Regions from separate parts of the Mus musculus genome. Here region 2 is linked to region 1. The links are chromatin loops, found by intact Hi-C in ENCODE. Cell type or tissue: heart. All regions are shown on one strand. Links, peaks and the distances in the headings refer to the core of each region. The heading gives the core; the rest is flanking DNA. Region 1 has its middle 110 kb from the start of Gm46323. Region 2 has its middle 140 kb from the start of Gm46324.

Region 1 (11,064 bases), core at 1,209-9,208:
TGGTAAGGCAGATACATATACATGCAATACACACATACACCTGCGTGCATATAAACACATATGCATAATATACACATATATGCACATGCACATATATACATACAACACACGTATACACACATGTACACATATGCACACATGTGAACGTGAACATATATAGATACACACAACACACTATACCCCCTAATATATACATAAACAATATACACATATTCACATATGTGCATAATACACTCATATTTACATATATATGTGCACACACACTTTTAAATTTAGGTTCTGCATTTGAAAGCATTTTAGGGGAAGTTTTATTTTTGTAGCAGAGGCGAACAGGATCTACAGAAGTTCCCATGCATCCTGTCTCAAAACACTTGCCCTCTCCTGCCATCAGCATCAGCACATGGCATATCGGCTACAGCTGTTGAATCTACCCTGATATGCATGTTGTTCAAAGTCTCCAGTTTACATTAGAGAGTCCTTCTGGTGGTGTTTATCCTATTGGTTCCCACAAATTATGAGAACCTGTATTCACCAGTGCAGTTTGTTTTTTCATGAAGGCAATTTGGGCAGAATCAGCCTTCTCAATTCAAAATAGCTTTTAAAGAAAGTTTGCTACTTCAACTATTTTAATTAAAAATGTAAGATATGAATTTATTGACATTCCTTTTGGAATTATTTTAAATTCTCTTGGACCAAATGAATGGGGACAGCAATGGGCTATCTTTATAAAACATTTAATCCACAGCTGGGAGAACCAGAGGCAATGGAACATTTTTATTGCTTGCTTATCTCAAATCCCCCACATAATTTTATGAGAAAGGTCATTAAGCTTGTAGACACTACATGATCTTTTTCCTCAGACCGTTTCTGAAACAGCATTAGTTTTTCACACTTCTTTACATTTCAAACATTAAGAAAGCCTTAATCAATGCTTTTCCATAAAAAGCAAAGGAATAGGTTTCCCATCATAAAACGTTATATTGTTTACACAAAAACTGCAGTGAACCCCATAAAACTCTAGGATTTCCCAGTGGGGTCCTGGAGGGCCACTTGGCCATGGTAGGCGCCACACTGGTTCCTAGTGCTGACACAAAGCCTGCAGCATAAGGAAGGCCTCTGGAGCCAGCCGTTACTAATAGGCTATTCAAGGGTACCATGGCAAACAGGCCTGAGAGGGACACCTCTGAGCAACTAGGAAAACAATGTGAGGTGGAAAAGTGACACCCGGACAGTGTCCCGGGTCAGTTGTGTCACCATCACCATACGAGGTCACAGCACTTCTAGCTCTCTGGAACCCCTGCTGGATCCGTAGGTGGCAGCAGTTTGCAGGATGGGTCTTCTGGGTAAGAGGGGGTATGACATCTTCCCAGAAAGGGACTGTCCACTGCTATCCCACTTTCCTAGGAATTGCTTGTTCTTTCAAAATCTTCCATTAGGTGTCAGCGACTCTTAAAATATTAATGGTGAGATATTCAGCTTAGCCCCTGAAATTTAAAGAAACAGAGCCCAGATGCTTTGAAAAAGTAAATCATTATTTTCAAAGGACTGCTTTTCATGGTAGAAATCGGAAACAAGATTGAAAGGTTAATTTCTGCTTTTCTTCAAGGTACTTTGACAAAATGTGAAGCTTGGATCCTTGTTACCACTCCTGCAAAATAAGTTATTCATATCTGTTTCTCTAAAGAACTGTCTGCACATGGAATACTTTGGCAAATATGAATTTTTAGTATGTATTTTTATTGATTTTTTTCATATAATATACTCTGATCACAGTGACCCTGGGGATGATGGATGGGAAGGGACTTGCTACTGCTGTTTCACTGACTGGACTTTTACCCAGCAGCCTTCTAGACGTCCAGATTTATGCCTGTGGATCAGTGCTGCGCTAAACCTTAGTCAGAAAACGTTCTCTGAGTGGACAACAGTAATGCAGAGACTCAGAGCTGGCCAAAGCACCAAGGATAAGTGACAGGCTGAGTGCTCAGCTCTAAATACGACACCTATATTACCTCCCTCCAAGGTTCAGGAAGCATAATGTAAGAGGGGCTAGAAATAATAATATGAGAGCCAGAGGTTGGGGAGGAGAGTTGTGAAACACTGTCTACTGGATATGACGTGGCCCTCTTACACATGAAGTCGCTGCAGCTATAGTAACAGCTATGAGACCCACAGAAGAGCAAGCTACCATGATCAGTCACTATTACAGCAGGTTGTATCACTACTCTCCTCCTCCTAGTCTTCCTCTTCCTCCTCCTCCTCCACCTCCTCCACCTCCTCCTCCTTCTCCATCTTCTTCTCTTCCCCACTCTCCTTCCTCCCTTCCTTTCCTCCCACCTCTCTTTGATGAGCTTTCAAAGCAATGAAACAGCCGCTCTATCTCAGCTATGAACACCATCTCCATTTAATAACATTATTTTATTTATTTATATTCCAAATGTTGCTCCCCCCTTTCTAGTCCCCCCTCTTTGAGTTCCTCCCCCTTCCCACTTTGCTTCTGAGAGGGTGCTTCCCCCTCCCAACCTCAGCTCTCTGCCAGCATCAACCTTCTCTAGGTCATCAAGTTTCTACAGGATTGGACACATCCTCTTTCACTGAAGCCAGACAATGCAGTCCTCTGCTTCATGTGTGCCTGAGGCCACACACCAGCTGATGTATGCTCTTTGGTTGATGGCTAAGTCTCTGGGAACTCTGAGAGGTCTGGGTTAGTTGATACTTCGTATGGTGTTGTAATCCCCTTTGGCTCCTTCAACCCTTCCCCTAACTCTTCCATACGAGTCCCCAAACTCAGTTCAATGGTTGACTGTAAGTATCTGCACCTGTCTCAGTCAGCTGCTGGTAGAGCCTCTCAGAGGACAGTCATGCTAGATTAGACTCTTGTCTGCAACCGCAACATGGTGTCAGTAATAGTGTCAGGGTTTGGTGCCTGCCCATGGGACAGATCCCAAGTTGGGTCAGTCACTGGATGGCCTTTCCTTCAGTCTCTGCTCCATTTTTGTCCCTGCATTTCCTCTAACAATTCTGGGTCAAAATTTTTGAGCTGGGTGGGTGGCCCCATGCCTCCTCTGGGGGCCATGTCTATCTACTGGAGGTGGTCTCTTCAGGTTCCATCTCCCCACCGTTTGACATTTTAGCTAAGGTCATTCCCCTTGAGTCCTAGGAGCCTCTCACATCCCATATCTTTGGGACTTTTCTAGAGGTTCCTCCTGCCCTCATGCCTCATTGTTGAATATTTTTATTAATTCTCCTGGCCCTCTGGGCTTTCCTCCTGCCAGATCTTTCCCCCTACCCTCTTCCCTCACCCACCCAGGTTTCTCCTAGAATGCATTGGCACAGGGAAAACTTTTCTGAACAGAACACCAATGGTTCAGGTTCTAAGATCAACAATTGACAAGTTGGGACCTTATGAAACTAAAAATCTTCTATAAGACAAAGGATACTCTCAATAGAATGAAACACCAATCTACAGATTGGGAAAAGATCTTCACTAACCCTACATCTGATAGAGAGCTAATATCGAAAATATACAATGAACTCAAGAAGTTAAATTCCAGAAAACCAAATAACCCAATCAAAATATGGGCTACAGAGATAAACAGAGAATTCCCAACTGAGGATCTCAATGGCTGAGAAGCACTTAAAGAAATGTTCAACATCTTTAGTCATCAGAGAAATGCAAATCAAAATAACCCTAAGATTCTACCTTATACCAATTAGAATGGCTAAGATAAAAAACCTCAAGTGATAGCATTTGTTGGTGAGGATATGGAGAAAGAGGAACACTCCTCCATTGCTAGTGGGATTGCAATCTGGTACAAGCACTCTGGAAATGAATATGGAAGTTCCTCAGAAAATTGCAAATCATTCTACCTGAAGGCCCAGATAAACTGTTCCTGGGAATATACCCAAAAGATGCTCCACCATATCACAAGGACACATGCTCCACTATGCTCATAGCAGCCTTATCTGTGATAGTCAGAAGCTGGAAACATACCAAATGTCCCACAAGGGAAGAATGGATACAGAAAATGATGGAGTACTATTTAGACAATGGAGTACTATTCAGCTAGTCAAAACAAGGGCGTCATGGATTTGAAGTCATGGATGGAACTAGAAAATATCATCCTGAGTGAGGTAACCCAGACCCTAAAGGACATGCATGGCATGTACTCACCAATAAGTGGATATTAGTCTAAATGCAGAGAATACCCATGCTACAACTCACAGATCACAAGAAGCCCAAGTATGAATGCTTCAATCCTACTTAGAAGGGGGGACAATATAATCCCATCTCTGAACTTGGTGCTGAATACATAGCTGATGACAGGAGGTATGAATGATGATATGTTCTAAACAGCCTATTGGCTAGTGGAATAGATAGTTTACAAGGCACCACCATCAAATGCAAACCTAGAGCCATGCAAGGAAACCCGAGGATAATGTGATTAGCTAATGGGGACCAAGGGAGAGAAATCTTTCTGTGAGTCTATGTTGCTCAATAATATGATGAATCATTGCAGGAGAGAGAGAGAGAGAAAGAGAGAGAGAGAGAGAGAGAGAGAGAGAGAGAGAGAGAGAGAGAGAGAGAGAGAGAGAGAGAGAGAGAGAGGACTAAGGAAACGTAGGAGGATAAGATGGGAGGACTTTGCTGACTTCTGCTACTATCAGTGTAGAGGAAGAGTTCTCAATTATTTCAAGCCATCTGCAGTTCCCAGATAGCATCTAGACACTCCGATTAGAGTCTGACTCTAAGTCATATCTAGCAAGGTGTAAGGAAATACTGAGGCTGCTGGTCTGAGGCTCCAATTCCAATAACTGCTAGAGATTAGAGGCAAACATAAAATTAGTAGTCTATATAAAAAAGCAATGCAGGTCTAATTATATAGAAAAATAGTTGTTCTTAGGGATAAAATCATCACCTAGAGTCTCAGATAAACACATTGGGCTCTTATCCTACTGTCCCTGCTTAGCAGGATCCTGGATCGACATCTGTTTTTATTAGAATCTTAGTCTTTATTAGAAAGTGATATTTGGACTTGCACAGCTGTAAAGTGTACATATAAGGATTACCATTTTCTATTTAAAAGCATTTTTACTGCTGCAGGGAACAAGAAGGAAATTCTTTATTTCCAGTCTATAGCCTTGGAGTTCTTGAACACAACCTTGGCCCTTCTCTAATTGGATTTGCACTTTTAAAAAAGTGTTCATGCTTCTTCCAAGGCATGGAAAGGCAGGACATTTTAGTCATACGACATGTCGCTTCAGTCCCAAATGCAACCATTCAGGTGTGAAGTTACTTTTGTCATTTTGGAGTGGCAAGCTCCAAGGCTTAAGGAGGCTAGCCATAGGAAGGCTGTTTCCATTATTTTTTTATTTTTTTATCCCCTTTTGGTAAGAAAAAATTGGTGGAATTAGCTTTTTGGCAGTACATGCTTGAGGCTGGAAACGTAGGGTTCTTTGCCAAGCTTCCTAAAAATAGTCTTTCTTTAGGCAAAGGCCATCTCAACACAAGCCATGTTCGTTTGAAGCATGGCATATTTTGTGAATGCAGTTGCCTGTTGACCTGAGGATTTCAGTTGCAAGGAGACAAAGAATGTGGAGTTATGCTTTTTGCAATGTTCTGAGCATGCCCTTGTTATTTTGTGCGTAACAATAAGTTCTTTATGAGGTGACACCATGGCCGTGGGTGGTGAAAACTGATACCAGGCAAAAAGACAATGAAATTATATAATACCAGAAACATCTATTGCTTTTCTCTTTGCTAATTAGGTCTTCTGAGTGTGACATGCTGAGGATGAGGTCAGCCACTGCCTCGTGTTCTCCAACTAGTTTTCACTTCCCTTTAGATTCTGGGTCATACATTGTTGGAAATGGAAGTCCAATGACCATCAGAACACCCCATAAGATGGTTACAGTTAGTGAGTTAGTGGTAGCTCTACAGACTCCATGCATGTGTCTATGCTAAGATTCTGCCTTTCCTTTGAACTTGGGCTAGTGAGCATGACTACATTCTATTCTTATTTTGCCCTCATCCCTTGCCCTAAGCGTCTTAGCACATTGCTCTATAACAATACAGACAGCACATGGGACACTTTTTGTTTTCCAGTTTTAAAAACGATTTCTTGTAGTTTTCATCTTATATGTGTATGTATGTCCATATGCATGCAGGTGCCCTTGGAGACCAGAAGAGGGTGTAATATCTCTCAGAACTGGAGTCACAAACAGCTGTAAGCAACTGGATATGGGTGCTGGGAAATAAACCCAGGTCCTAGGCAGGAGTAGCAAGTGCTCTTAACTGCTTGCTTGAGCTCCCCCTTCGGCCTCCTACCCAAACTCTTTTCAAAAAGATTTTGTCAGCTATGGGCCCAACATGTGAATTTGATATAAACTGGGTTGTCCTTATCTTATAGGTGAGGAAACAAAGGACATAGAGCATCAGTATGGTAGCTCACTGAGCTGGGAGTAGAGATTTGTTTCAAATATGGATCAGTCTTTCTCCTAAGCTTAGCCATGCTCATCACGGAGCACACTAAATCAGCGGGGCTTTAAATAGTGTTTCCCTGGCGGGCGATTTCCCTGCAAGGATGCTAATAATTCTCAGAATTGTCGAAGGATATACTGATGTGTGTTCTTCCAACTTTCCCCCAATCTTCTACAGTAAACATATATTACTTTTAGGAGAACCACAGAAAATCTTTATGATGGTTCTTAAATATCAAGGAAGAGTGATTGCAGGTATCAAGATCATGTAGTCCATGTAAAATTGAATAGGAGGAAGTCCCAGAAAAGGCAATCTATAAAGCAATGCACATGCAAATATATAGACTAAGAGGAAATTATCTACTGCTGGCAGACTTGTTTCTTGGTACAAGTGTTTCCAGGTTCTTGCACCAAAGGGAGTGCTCTGCATGGATGCAAGACCACACTAACAAGTATGTATACAATAGCAATACTTATAATAGAAACAATGTGGAATCAACTACTTCTAGTGCATCATTGAACAGATAAAATAAATTGTAAGTGGATAAATCTTAAAGAGATCCATTAAGAGAAAATGGAACTTTTAAAATAATGAGTTCAACATTTCATTTTTATATAGACAAATAAATATATTACTATTTATTTACTATCTGTGATGGAAGAATAAAAACATGCTGAGACACCTATCAGCTTCCAGGTGTGCTTGCCTCTGCAGAGGCAAACAAAACAAAACAAAAACAAAAACCAAATCCTACATGAATTAGTAACTGAGAGATGACTAACCATAGGGCTAATGGTTCCTGCCCTTCAGTCACAATTAATCCAATTGCTTTCCTAAAAATGGCAAACTGTGGAAAGTCTTAGAGGTATGTGTTCAAGTCCCACTTATATTATTTTCAATCCCTTTATTATAGTCTGATTGTGTTCCTTCAAAATCCATGTTTTAAAATCTAATCCTTGTGCGTGGGTTCTAGGAGAAAGGATCTTTGGGAAGTAGTTGGGTCTGATACACAGTCTGAGCCATTAGTAATCTTTTACTGAAGACCCAGAGAGTTGCTTTGTCCCTTCAACCATCCAAGGATGCTAGAAGGCATCATGTATGACTCCAAATGGAGGGATCTCCGCAGATGCTAAACCTGCTGACACCTTAGTCTTAGGCACCACTGTCTTCAAGAGCATGAAGAAACAATCAGATGTATGATGTAGTACTTAGCTATTTATAATAATTCTCTTGATATGTGGTAGTAGCCTAAACAAACTAAGGCATTTTAATACATATTTAACACAGTTAATCATCTGAAATTTAATGACATTAAAATAGAGGAACAAATTGAGAAGGAATTACTTCTTACCACTGTAAGGAATTACATACTATCACCATGACTCAGATTTAAAAAAAATATTCTCTCTCTCTTTCTCTTTCTCTCTCTCTCTCTCTCTCTCTCTCTCTCTCTCTCTCTCTCTCTCTCTCTCTCTGTGTGTGTGTGTGTGTGTGTGTGTGTGTGTGTGCATGCGTGGGGCCACATGTATAATTCACATATGTACAAAGATATCGTATGAGAGTTGATTTTCTCTTTCCATCATGTGGGTGTCAGGGTCTCTCAGCTTTGAAGCACCCACCTTTATCTGCTGTACTGTATCACAGGCCACTCACTATTCAGAGTTTAACAGGAAGCCGATATTAACCTTTTACTTCAGAAGAAAGAAACAAGGCCAGGTACAATGAAAACATTATAGGTTGTAAACATTATGGCATAGAAACTGCCTACTGTGCTAGACTTGGGTTGCCCTCCAGAGAGGCTGAGCTTCCATCTGCTTCAAATTGCTTAGGTTAAAGCATTTTGTTTTTAGGTTCTTTTGATCAAAACCATGATGCTTCCTCTGGGGCAAATCAGGCAGCCTCTGCATTGCCTAGGAATCTCACTGGGCTGGTGTACAAATGTCATAGTGGGAATTATCTTCTGTGGAATCTGCAGGCTGGAGGTCTAGCCCCAAGCTGGAGTGCTACAGCAGCTCATTTTACAGATGAGGACTGAAAAGGGACCTGAAGAAGTCACGCAGCCTGTGTCCAACCCAAACCGGGACAGGAAAACACATTGCTTACTGACCAGATCCTCTCTTCCCACTCTGCTTCACATCTAACCAATCCTGGTTATAGCTTTCTCATTTTATTCTGTCATGTTTTCCTCTTCTATCAGAAATAAAGTGTTATATAGAGGGGTAATTCTTACACTGGGAAGGAAAAGGTCACTCACAGGCCATGGATTCATTCCTGACAAGTGTGTTGAGCTGCCTGGTTTCAGTAAGTCTTCAGGAAGGGTTTTTGTACTTAGGAAAATGTGTTCGTTCACTTGCAAAACCCTAGGGTAGCCAATGGAGGGTGACATGCAGCTTTCTCCTTTGGAATCTGTAAATATGAAAATACAGTTGAATGTGTGAGATAGGGCAGTTGTTCATCTAACCCAACTACTAGCTAATTTCAGAGGCAGAAGGTCAGCATATCAACATGTGTTCTATGCCCTCTGTTCCCAGCTTTTCAAGTCACCTTGTGTGGCGTTTGAAGAACCTGGCACAAGAAAGTTGGATGATAAGATGCAAATGATATACATAGGACAAAACCAAGGTCAGGTTAGCCTCACATACCATCCAGAGCCTTGATCTGCATACATCAAGCTGGAGCCATCTGATGGCTAACTCCTTTGCTCAAGGTGATCCTATCTTGGAAGGCCATCCCACCCAGCAATTCTAGGTTCACAGAGAATGATGTTTCCCAAGAGCCAAGGACCAGGGGACTCTTACATCATTTCAATGTGCATCTGAAACCAGACAAAACTAGGTTACATTAGACTAGTGACAACTCATTTGACAGTTTAAAGCCTTACTTCTATCATGGAGATGGGAAAAACAGTAGCTTCCTTGAACATGAGGCTGGAGGATTAAACCAGATGGTGAGTACAAAGCCTGATTCATGATGTGTGAAACTTGTAATGAGCACTCAACAGACACTAAAACTCTCTGATACATTTGTTATGTTTGATGACATATCTGCACACCTTGAATGACCAATTACCTTAAACCAGGAAGTCCTTACAATCCCCACTGTGTGTACTCCTAGACTGTCCTCCTTGGAATCCTATCCCAAGTGCTCTATTCTCTCTCCCCGAAGAGCTATCCCAATGTCTAAAGACTTTCTCCATAGCTGTTGTACATTGATTATGTTCTCCACTGGCTCATGTTTTGAGTGGTGATGATGTTATTTTGAGACATATAAAAAAATTAGGAAGTTGCCCTTGACAGAGACAGGTCATCTGAGGATTATTATCTCTGGCTACTTCCTGTCCAGTTCTCTATTTCTTTGTCTGCCATGGTGTGACATGAGCTGTTCTGCCATTCCTTCCCCGTCACCATGGATGCTTCTGAGATGGAGAGCCAAATAGTCCTTCCTCTGTTGTAGGCTGTTTGTGTCGTCGTTTCATCATGACACCATGCAAGCAATGATACACTGAAGTAGAATAAGAAGGGAATTGAAGTGTTCAGGAAGTAAAGGCTAGTGCATTTTCTGTTAAAAACAGAATAGATTATATTCAACAGAATTTAATCAAGCAAGGAATGGCTTCCACATCCAATGACCCACAGAACAAGAGTAGTCTCAGGGTGACTCCAGGGCTGCTGCAGCTGGCTGGCTAACACTTGTGGATAGGAGGAGGGAATCCAGACGGAGTGCAGGAGATAAAAAGACAGCTGAATGGTGAAATCTTGGATTTCCCGATTTCAACCTGTTGATGTGAACCTCAGGTAACCTGTGTACTTCCCTGAGTTGACTGAATCTCGGTCACTATGATTGGCTGGGATTTAGCTACTTGAAATTGCTGTCTCTTTGTACATTAAGTTATAGTTCATTATGTACCATTAGGCCAAACATAAACTGTGTACAGAGGCTGCTTTAGGCCAAACTTAATTAAATTTAACAGTTCCCTTTGAAGATTTACAATGTGCACTTCCATTGACTCCTGTAAAGAAACATACACAATGTTGTTTAATGTGGTGTTTCTAAAATTAGCTGAGCCAGGGAAATCCTTTCTGTCTAAGTGCTGCTGCTGCTCCCCAGATCTGCCATGTATGACATACTTGCTGGCCTTGCTATCTTGTGCTAGCAGCTTGGTGGTCTATTTGTTAGCGGCTGTGACTTGGATTCCAGAAAGGAGGCTTCTGGCAACTAGGAAACCCCCACCAGATTGATACTCTCCTGGGTTAGTCTTGTTCTTAGGGATTTTGAGAATCTTCTTGTATTCCTTCCAATCAGACAAGCCAAACCCAGCAGGCTGAGCTCCCCAGATGTCTGCTAATGCCCTTAGAGGTTGCTGATGTATGTGTGCATGGCGGTATCACTCTGCCCTGTGAAGCCAGGAGACCAGATGTTTACAGTGCTACAGCAGCATCTGGAAGCTAAGGTTTCCATGTACCAGGGCCAGTCTTAGGGCTGGCTTCCAGACTACATCCTTGCAGCCTGAGCTCCAGGTGATGAGTGCGTCTGAACACAGACCTTGTTTTGAGGACATCCAGCTCCATTTGAGGGGTAGTAGCCCA
Region 2 (11,064 bases), core at 2,014-10,013, 960 kb after region 1:
CATTTGAAAAATGATGGAAGAGTTGGATAATTGGTGAAGAATTCGGGCTGAATTAGTGATAAGTACACAAAGAACTAAACTGAAAATCAAAAGAAATGTTCAGAAAAATATCTTCAGAAAAAGAACTACAATTTAATATACTGTTTAGGAGTGATCTATTCTGAATATAGAAAATATTGTATGTAGAACTATAATAAGTATATAGGCAGAGAGAAACAAGAATTCTATATCTGTCTCTCTGTCTCTGTCTCTCTCTCTTTCTCTCTCTCTCTGTGCGTGCGTGCGTGCGTGCGTGCGTGCGTGCGTGTGTGTTTTGCAGGCATGTGTATGAAGTAAAAACATAATGCCTAAACTGAAACATCTGTAAGTAGCACTATATTTAGCAATTCTTCCCAACTTTGTTCAAGACATGGCACACATACATAAATATTTATAAGGCACACCGGAATAAGTGGAAAAGTCTGATTGAGATTGGAGGCAACTACACAGGGGCTCATGCCACCCCAGGTTCCACCTGACCACCCCAAGGGCAAGAGGATCAATATCTCCCTCACACCTGAAATCTATTTTCTGCTTACTGATTGAGAAGCTCTGATTTAGAGGTGAGGTTTAAGTACCAAAAGAACAATTTAGAAGAAATGATGTCCTATGGGCAGAGGAAAGAGTGGGAACAACACACAGAAGGGACAGAATTCTGCTATGCTTCATAGGTAATTCTGCAGAGCCAATGACTCTTCAAACCCTATGTATATATCAGTTTAACTATAAGAAGGAAATCAATCAATCAATCAAAATTATATTATGAAGTTGAAGTCTGAACTGAGAATGGCTGATAACATTGTGTATTTTTACGGGCTAAGCATATATACATCTCCCTGTTTGATTTTTATAATAATTAGGAACTGAGAATTGATTTTTACTACATACATGTCTCTGAGAGGAAGAAACACGAGAAAGGAGAAAATAAGTATGCTGCTCACACTAACACAGCCAATAAAGACAACACTGAGCTCTTGACTCTAGCTGCATATATATCAAAAGATGGCCTAGTCGGCCATCACTGGAAAGAGAGGCCCATTGGACTTGCAAACTTTATATGCCCCAGTACAGGGGAACACCAGGGCCAAAAAGGGGGAGTGGGTGGGCAGGGGAGTGGGGGTGGGTGGATATGGGGGACTTTTGGTATAGCATTGGAAATGTAAATGAGCTAAATACCTAATAAAAAATGGAAAAAAAAAAAAGACAACACTGGAATCCAGGAAGACCTCTGTCCATGTACTAGAGCCAAACTCTAGCCTTATTACATTGCCTCTGAGAGACCAGAGCTAGAGGGTTCTGATAAAGGACATTGTATAGCAGGATAAAAGGAGTTCCTCAGCTAGGTGCTTAGAAAATGGAATAAGCTAAGAGTAGTTTTGTCCAGCCTGAAAATGAACTATAATAGCCTACACAAGTCAGAAATGTGAGGAGTGTAAAAAATTATTTTCCATCACCTTCTTAGCCTTCTCCATTAATAAACTTCCAAAGCCTGTCCTGGCTTCCTCTTGCTATCTTGATTTAATCAAGTGCCCTATTATTTTAGAATCGATCACCCCTGTTCTGTGGGGCTGCTATTTTCTGATGATTTAACATGAAGCCTGAAATCATGGAAACCAGTCTCAGAGGATGTTTATCATCCTTTCTCACATCACTACTTAATCATTTTAATGAGGTCGCTTCTATGGTTTGAATCCTTATATTTCTCCAACTTCAAGTTAGAACTTAACTTCAGTAAAGTATTACTAGGGACGGAGGACTTTATACGCAAGCTTAATTTCCTTATAAAGGGGTTTGAGAGAATGTGTTGGTTCCTTTTGCTCCTTCCCTCGTGCGAGGGTGCAGGGACCTTCATTTCCTACAAGGTGCAGCAGGAGGCACCATCAATGAAACAGAAAGCCAGGCTTCACGACACTACACTTGCTAGTTCTTTGATCTTGAAGATTGTAGCCTCCAGACCCATGAAAAAATAATTTATATGTGTAAGTTATTAAGTCTAAGGAATTTCCTTACAGTTGTCAAAATATACTGAGTCACTACTGGTTACCATGATTTCCAATATGGACTCTGATGCATAAGAATTTCATTCAGATGTATTTAATGCAGCATTTTATGATCAAAAGCTCTGAAGAAAAAAAAGAGGGGGGAAAAGCTTTGAAAGACATATATATATATTCTTAACTTAGCAACCAATGCAATTAAGTTTTCTGGCATTTTTAGATTTTAAAACTTTCTATAGTAACTAGCTTCAGAAAATTTCTAATTTATTAACTCAACACACTAGTAAGGAGAGAAAAGATTAGTTTTAAATAGACAACTCAAAGTAAACGGCAGCCCTGGCTTTTAATAACACAATTTTAAATCATAGAGGCCACTCAGTTCATTTATATTAACAGATCAATGACAGTGAATTGACTGATTTTGTAAATTTCTTCCTACAGTTTCTCTGTGTCCCTTTTTCTGGAACCAGTCATGGATGTATTTATAGAGTCAACCTTTCTTTAATACTTAACACACACATGCACCTTTATGTGTGCATATGCACAACCCTTTCTTAAACACTAGCTCGACAGTGCAGTACTCATCATGATGCTACTCAGAGCAACATTCAGTTCCAAAGCAAGAGATAGGCTGTGCCTGTAATACTCAGAGGTGATATGTGGAGTAGTTCACATATAACTATCTCCCCACTTGCCTTCTTTTTCCTAGCTCCTCTTCACTCACTACCATTGCTCTATACAAATAATTTATCTCCACAGCAAGAGGCTAACTCTTCTCCAGGAGGGGAGTCATAGGCTAAAAAAGTACCCTTCTTTGACTATAAAGGCAGTTATTTTTGTGTGGATTTCATACATAACTACTATAATTTTTTAATGAACAAAAATATCTCATTATTTATGTATTTTTTTCAGTTCATAAAACATTGGAAAAACTTTTTTTCACCTCCTTCCCAGTCCCTAAAAAGTGTTTCATTGGAAACTCATCCCTTAAAATCCCTTATTTGCATCTGATCATTCAATCAAAAGACTATTTGGGGGATGTTCACTGAATTGAGTCTTGCTGATACATCCACACTAACCTAGAAGATACATCCTAAAACTTAAACCCAGAAAAGACAATTTAGGTGGCATGTCATATTTTTTTCTGCAGTATATCTCATGGCTATAATTAACTTTGCATTATATAGCTATCTATATGGGGATTCTGTAACTCATAGGTGAATCATGTGTGGTCTGATTTAGAGTAGCTATTTCTCCTCTCATCTCTCTAGCACTGTGATCAAGCATTATTGCTAAGGAACTTCAGTCTCTTCATCTTGGATAAATACTAATAGTGACCATCCTACCCAACCACTATGAGACTGGATGGATGATATCAACAAGGCAGCATTTGATCCAGAAACACCTCCACTTAAAGTTCTTCAAAGTATAATTGAAATGGATAAAACAGACTTTTTTTTCTTAACAACAAGGCAGGCTAGTCATTAAAAAAATTTCCCTGTGGAATTGAGGCTATTTCTCAAAAAAAGAACATTTGATCACGTCTACTTGAAAATTGTCATTTTCTCTCCTATGAGACACTTATATACTCACTATTCTGTTCTCGGGAAATATTTTCTTCACAGAAATTCTTTTAATGTGTTTAAGGACAATAACATTGTAGAAAATTCTGGCAGTGTAGCCATGTGCTACTGTTCCTGTAACAAACTCAGCTGCGAATACTTTTCCAGATTTCCACGTGCAGTCTCTTCTACCCAGTTTTCAGTTTGGTGATGTTTTACATTAGCCATTGATGATCAATAAAAATAGTAAGTGGAGGCTTGGCAACATTATATATTACAAGAGTGGTTTTCTTGACTTTCTTTCCTGGGATTTTTATCTCTGAAGGAGTCTGGGGCAAAAGATGAAGCAGAAAGAATCGTAGATTTTTAGCAGTGCCTCACTTTGCCTAATAGACCTGCTGTACACAGTAGCAGAAGTGACACTCTGTCAATCCAATATCAGGAGATATATGGCACTGTTTTTAAGTTTTTTACTTTTACGGTGATTTGCTCAAGAAACACAGCTAATTCTATCAAGGTAGACCAGTAGTCCATGGTTACCCATCAAGCTTTATTCTGAATGCAGGCATCTGCCCATTTCCTTGTATGTTGAAAAAAAAAGAATCTGAATAATGTTTAGAAAGAAAGCATTTCTGTTTTCTTGATTATTCTTTTTCTGTGTTTTGCTGTATTTTATTTAGTTTCATACTTTTGGGACTGTTTAGTCATTATGGTAAAGCTCTTTCAGGTGCAAGTTAGCTTCCTGAAATTTTTTTAACATAATTCCTATTATCCCTTCTTATGCTTGCCCCTCCCACAGATCCCCTTCTTGTCAAGACCATGTCCTATTTTCAGAGCTTTTGTTCATTCATTTGTTTGTCTGTTTGTTTAATACAAAGGAAATATGTTCTGGACAAGTGTCCTATTATTTCAGCATTAGTTTGATCCAAAACAGTGGAACCAGAGCTTAACTTACATCTTATAGGTAGAAAAAAAAGAGCTATTCCCAACAATTGGCCAATTTGACTCCAGTCTCCTATGGTAACTTGGTCACACTGTTGAAGTTGAAGTATAAGAGTCTGGAGAATGATTCCTTGCTAAATAAAAGGTTAGGTAAGGCAATGGTCCCTGGGCCACAGACTTCTGGCCTCCTCACTTTCTTGAGCTCCCTGTATCTGTCAACAGCAGCATGACCCTGAGCCTGTGGACAGACATGTTTGTGTTTAGAGCACCCTGGGCAGAAGAACAGCAACTCCCCCAACTCCAAGCCATGCTCACTGGCTGTCCAGGAGGAATGGGAGCATGGGATCACACACTGTTTATTTGTGGTTCTTTTAAGTGATGTCCAGAGACCTACATTTCATGCTTGTTTGAAAGTGTATACCTAACAGGGGAAGCTGTTAAACAGCAGTTGGCCTTCACTCTAGTTATTTACTTATTTAGTTACGTGTCAGCATGCGGTTTATTGAGTCATAAGTCTTCTTAGTATGTAAAAATAACCAGGATTTTTAGATTCCTGAAGGAAATTCGTATCTTATATTTATAAATATTTCAAAACTATCATATTTGCCTGCCAATATCTAAATTAAAGCAAAAGGAATCTGGTTCTTTCTTTTTTCATATACATTCTTTCTTTGACTGCTAGTATAATGTTTTAAATAGGAAGAAAAATGAAGACAAATAATTCATTTCAGGGTGTGAAAAAAATCTACAAGTTATTCTAAAATAAACCGAGTCAAATTCCTTGAAAGTGCTGAAAACTATTTCAAGATAAGCAGATTCAATCAAGTGAGAGATAAGCAGTTCTTTGTAAGCTATACATTTACATTTTGTTACAAATCTCTGACCTCACCAAAAAAAAAAAAAAGGACTTATACATGAAGAGGAAAAAAAATCACATCCAAAACACATTTTTAATGCTATTTCTTATTATGAGAAGTGGCAACATAAACCATATTGGTTAGGAAAAATAAATTTCTAGAGTAAGAGACTAGACAGAAAAGAGACAGATGAAGAAAGACTTTCAAAGTCATATAGCCCTGTAAGCTGGCCCATGTGATCTGTAATGCTGAACATTTTCTTCCTGGCACTTCATTATAACTATGCAGAAGACAAAATATGTACCAATGCTCATGGCATCACCCAGAAGGTAAGTTCACTGAGAGAAAAAGCATTTCTCTTTGGCTTTTGGAAGTTTTTCTATACAGTACATTAAGATGATTTTCCTCCACAGATATATCAAATCTGTCCCCTCAGGCTTCCTTCATGCCCCCCCCACCCCGCCCCTGACCGTGGTGTATTGTCACAGGGAGAAAATTGGAGCTTTTAGAAAGGCAGACTGATAGGGAAGCCCTAGAGAAAGCCGAGTGACACTCTGAGTGGATAACACACAGCTGCCTCCTCCTGGTTCCTTAGGAAATGCCCTTTAAGCAGTGGTGAGAAAACACTTTGAAGAATCTAAAGGGATAGATTCCCCAGCTGCCTTATCCATTCATTTTTAGAACTATCACCAACAATGAGTTTTGAGAGATAAAAGTTTGTTTGGAAATTCCATTCTCATGTGAACTGTGGTTAAAAGCAAACGGCTCCCCCTTCTCTCATTTTGGCTAGAGATTTATACACCTCCCAAGTCTTATTTCTATAAATGGACTACAGAGTATCTTGACATTCTCTCTGACAATAACAAACTCCCTTTCTATATTGTGGCACTAGGCTCAGACTGTTCAGGAAAATGAGATCAAATTCCATACCTGAGGAAGTTGGGTCAGAGAGCTTTGGAAGGCTTACACTAAATCCACTTGGACATTAACGTTACTCAGCTCTCAAAGTCCATGGACTAATGTTCCCTGAGCTATGGGTGCTGTGAGGCACTAGTGTCTTCTGATATGCAAACACAGCCTTAGTACAAAACACCTAATGATGGAAACACAGAGAAAATAACTGTATCAGTGTTGCTATTGCTTATTTAAAGAAAAGCCTTACTTCTCTCAGATCTTACAGTGTATACATGCACATACATATGCAAACACCTACACACACACACACACACACACACACACAAATATGCACACCCTCTTATCTGCACATACACATACTCATTTTGTTTGTACACTGATAAACTTCAAGAAGACAAGTAGTCATCAACCATTACTGTTCTTCATTACCACCATTCTAAGCTTTCGGAATCTCATATGGGATTTATAAGAATAATAATTAGCACTATGCATGGATTTACAAAGAGATACAAAGAAGGATTCTTAGCTTCATCCTCAGTTCAAATTTCAAATTTAGAGTAAATGAAGACCTTGGTGTATCAAATAGTTTGAGGATTCCAGTTTCAGCTGGAATAATCCAGCCCCTTTCTACACCGAGATAGAGAAACTCCACAAGCTGTTCAATGGTGCCCCCTTCCTGTCAGTGACGAATTTGACACAGAATAAAAATTGCTCTTTTACAATGTATGACTAAGAGATGTTAGCCCACATCGAATCTTTGTCAGAAAAGTAAAATGAGTCAAGATTCAGAACATTGAAGAACTTCATTCAAAACCATCTTTAACCTGTAGCTGGAGGAAAGCAGGAATCCCAGGACTCCGGAACTCAAACTCTCAGACTGACTGAAAGTATGCTCATGGTTGCAATATAGTCTAAAATTGTATCAAATGCTATCATAGAAATGGTCTTTTCAGAGTATTGTGACACAAGCTAATGACAGGAATCTTGATAAATCAGAGGCCTTTAATTATGTGTTTAAACATTGGCAAAGCATAAAATCAACTGCTGGACAACTAAAATGAAATTTAGAATTCTCACGGGTTCACAGAGGTATGTTAGATTAGGGGTTCCTTTATTCAGAGTGGCATCTATAAAAGATTTGTGTGGGCAAAATGCACCTGAGATTGTATGCAAGACAGAGGGGTGCCAACTTCAGCCTGAAGGCTGTAAGCAGGCACTATTGTGCAGTATAGTACTGATTAGTATATACTCAGTTAAATATCATTACTGTCTATTTTCTTCATTCAAACATCTAACAATACTTACAGGACACAGTTCTACACTAAGCCCCAGAAAAATCAAAGGATTTGAATGAAACTTCTTTCTCTGTATATTCACAGTATGGAACGACTAAAACGCATTGCAAAAACAAGGTAGAGGGTCTTGTGAAACAATAGTGGAAAACAATGTGCCATGCTATTAGATAAGGTAAGATAATAAGGAAATAAGATACACTTGAACATGTTTTTTTGGGCATAAGAAAGAAGAGATGAATTGAAGTAAACTAAATGAAGAATTAATATAATATATAATTTTTTAGTTTGGATTTAGAGGGTTCGAAGCATCTATAAATGTGAAGATAAAATTACAAAGATGATGAGGACAACCTCAGAATAATGGAAAGAAGAAAATCCAACTTCATTTAAAATGAATAAAATAATACTGATATAAATATATAATTTCTTCATCTTATTTAGTATATTTTTAATTAAAATAGAATTATATTCTTTTCTCCCTCCTTTTCCTCCCTTAACTCCTTTCATGCCCTGCCCCATCTCCCTATCAAGGTGATGGCCTCTGTTTCTTTGATTATTATTGCTAAACAGGGATGTGCATAAATGTATAAATATAGCTGTACCCTGCCTGCCTGTTTTTCTTGTTTGTGTTTATATTATTCCAAGGCTAGCCACTTTGTGCTGCATATACAACTAAGAGACTCCTCCCTGGAAAAGGCTAATTCTCTCTCTCTTCAGTCATTAGTTGCCATTAGTTCTTTTTCTCCAGCAGGAACTCCATGCATGTGGTTGTCCCTTTTTTCTGTGTTAGCATATCTAACAATGGTCATTGTTCAGGTCTTATTTAGGCAGCAATCTAGGACACACTGTAATGGCAGAACTCTGGTCCTCTGGATCTTACTGTCTTTCCACATCCTCTTCCCAGTGTTCCAAGTGCTATAAGTAGGAGTTGTAATTAACATAAATAAATACAGAGCATAGTATTATGGACAATTAACATCAGTCTAGAAGAAATAGAACAGAAAATAATCTTTTTACTTTTCAAAAATAAGTGGGTATATAAATAGAGACTAAAGCCTACCATACTGAAACACATTTATGTGTTATAGAAACCAGTGGATGATTTACTGGATTGGTGGACCGGCATAACTGGAAGCCCAGCTTCTCTCTGTGGAAGAAAGAAGATGGAAATATAGAAAAAGTCAGAGATGATTCAGAATCACAGCTCATCGTTATTTCAATTAATTATGTGACAAGAAGCCAGACAAATTCAAGCTGCAGCTGATAACAAAACACATTAAAGCCACTTTAGTAAAAAGTACATAACATGTGTGTAGTGTGTGTGTGTGTGTGTGTGTGTGTGTAAATCCAGTTTCATAAAAATCCCATCTCTGCAAGTTCTATTTACATGGAAAATACTTTAAAGATTTATTCATATTGTTTTGCATTGTGTGTAGAGACATGTGTGTGGGCACATGTGTACAAGTGCCCAAGGAAGCCAAAGGCATAGATTCCCTCAAGGTGAAATTAGAGATAGCTGTGGGACATGAGTTCTGGGAAACAAACTTTGATCCTTGGAAGAGCAGGGAGAGCTTTTAATGCAGATCCACCTCTATGGTTATCTTAGTCAGGGTTTCTATTCCTGCACAAACATCACGAGCAAGAAGCAGTTGGGGAGGAAAGGGTTTATTCAGCTTACATTTCCACATTGCTGTTCATCACTGAAAGAAGTCAGGATTGGAACTCAAGCAGATCAGGGAGCAGGCGCTGATGCAGAGGCCATGGAGGGATGTTCTTTACTGGCTTGTCTGCTTCCAATGGTTTGCTCAGCCTGCTCTCTTATAGAACCCAAGACTACCAGCCCTGAGTTGGCACCACCCACAAGGGGACCTCCCTCCTTGATTACTAATTGAGAAAATGCCTTACAGCTGGATCTCCTGGAGGCATTTCCCCAACTGAAGCTCCTTTCTCTGTGATAACTCCAGCCTGTGTCAAGTTGACACACAAAACCAGCCGGCACAACGGTTTTCCTCAATAATATTTTAGGGCCCTAGAAGACTTTCCAGAGGCCATATCATGAGCCAAATGAACTCCCTAGACTGAAAATTGAGATACATGGGTAATGGCATGGCTGCGAATATCCCTCTGTATGAAGATTCCTAATTTTAACATCTGCTAGATGCTTTACTTCACACCATACTTGGCAATTTGCAGAGTGCTTTCAGGCACACTTTCTCCACAGCAATGATACTGTCAATGTCAACAAATATAGGTTTTATGATGCACCCACCCTGCAGGGAACAGTCTGTTATGTCCTCTGCATATACCCATTTAATCAAGTTCAGGGAGGGGAAATACTTGCCTGCTGTCACAGAGATTAAGTGGCTATTTCGTATTCTAACACAAGACTGACATTAAAATTCAAACTTTCAATCATTGTATTCTTCCTTATGGCCTCAAGAGTATCATTATTTAGATAACACAACTGATGCCTGGAAGAGCTTAAAAAAATGCTAAAAGAGCTTAAAAGATCCTCATCCAGACTCCTTAACTCTAAAGTTGGCATCTTACCTACCTGGATACTTTCAGAATGACATGAAATAATAGATACTGAGTACTGGGTAAATTGTAAAACTTGAAGCTGTAGAAGGATCGGCCATTATGACCTTTAAAAAATCCCTTAGCACATCATGAAAGCAATGAGCAGTGAGAATTGAAGTGCAGCTGTGCCACTTTGGCATTAAATTCGTCAACTTCTTAAGATGCTAAACACCCACTTAGCATTTGCCTTGCCATACCCCTGCTAGGTATTTACCTAAGAGAAATAAAAATACATGTCCACATAAAAACCTGGGTGGAAACGTTTATTTCAGCTTTATTTATTTTTGCCCCCAAACTGGAAATACCCCAAACACTCTTGTCTGGTGAAGGGATAAACAAACAGGCCGATTCCCTTACAATGGAATAGTAGTCACAAATAAAATAAAATGAGTAACTGATGTGCGTAGTAGCATGGGTGCATCAAAAATGCCTTGACTCGATGAAAGGAGCCATATTCAAAGAGACATACAATGAATGATGATTCCATTTATATGATATTTTAATTAAGATAAAGTATCGGGTCATAAAACAGAAATGGGACTGGCAGCAGAGGAAGTAGAATGACTTCAGAGAAGCCTGAAGAGTTGCCCATGTGATATAAATATTGCCATCTCCAAGACTCTGGTGGTTACAGGTCTGAAAGCTTTGATTGTAATTATAGAAATTATTCAGGAAATGGTGTTCACATTGAATATCAAACTCCAATAAGCCTTACTTTTTCGGGCAGAAGAGGTTCTCTAATTCTCTGCTCAAGCTATTGGGTATGCTCCCATACCTAAGGCCCACTAGGAATAGCTTTTGAGAATCCAACAATATCCAAGAGACAGGAGTCTCAAGTTTTCTTTTAGAAAACATGTATCCTTAGAACTTGTATGGT

Evidence for each region. A loop is a pair of places that touch in the nucleus more often than their neighbours do. Peaks named below come from ENCODE experiments on the same cell type or tissue, not always from the same donor. Only the 100,000 strongest peaks of a DNase experiment are listed, where the experiment ranks them.
Region 2: a loop joins it to region 1, with 3 times the contacts of the local background. A loop is called at or near these places in 6 of 42 quality-filtered maps.

What each region holds. Positions count from the first base shown.
Region 1 is chr12:9,260,765-9,271,828 of GRCm38, forward strand. No RefSeq gene overlaps it. Among named protein-coding and RNA genes, the nearest start is that of Gm46323, 110 kb to the right of the region's middle. In heart, for the core only: no CTCF peak of the experiment used is centred there; no DNase peak of the experiment used is centred there.
Region 2 is chr12:10,217,056-10,228,119 of GRCm38, forward strand. No RefSeq gene overlaps it. Among named protein-coding and RNA genes, the nearest start is that of Gm46324, 140 kb to the left of the region's middle. In heart, for the core only: CTCF peaks have their summits at 6,007 and 7,000; no DNase peak of the experiment used is centred there.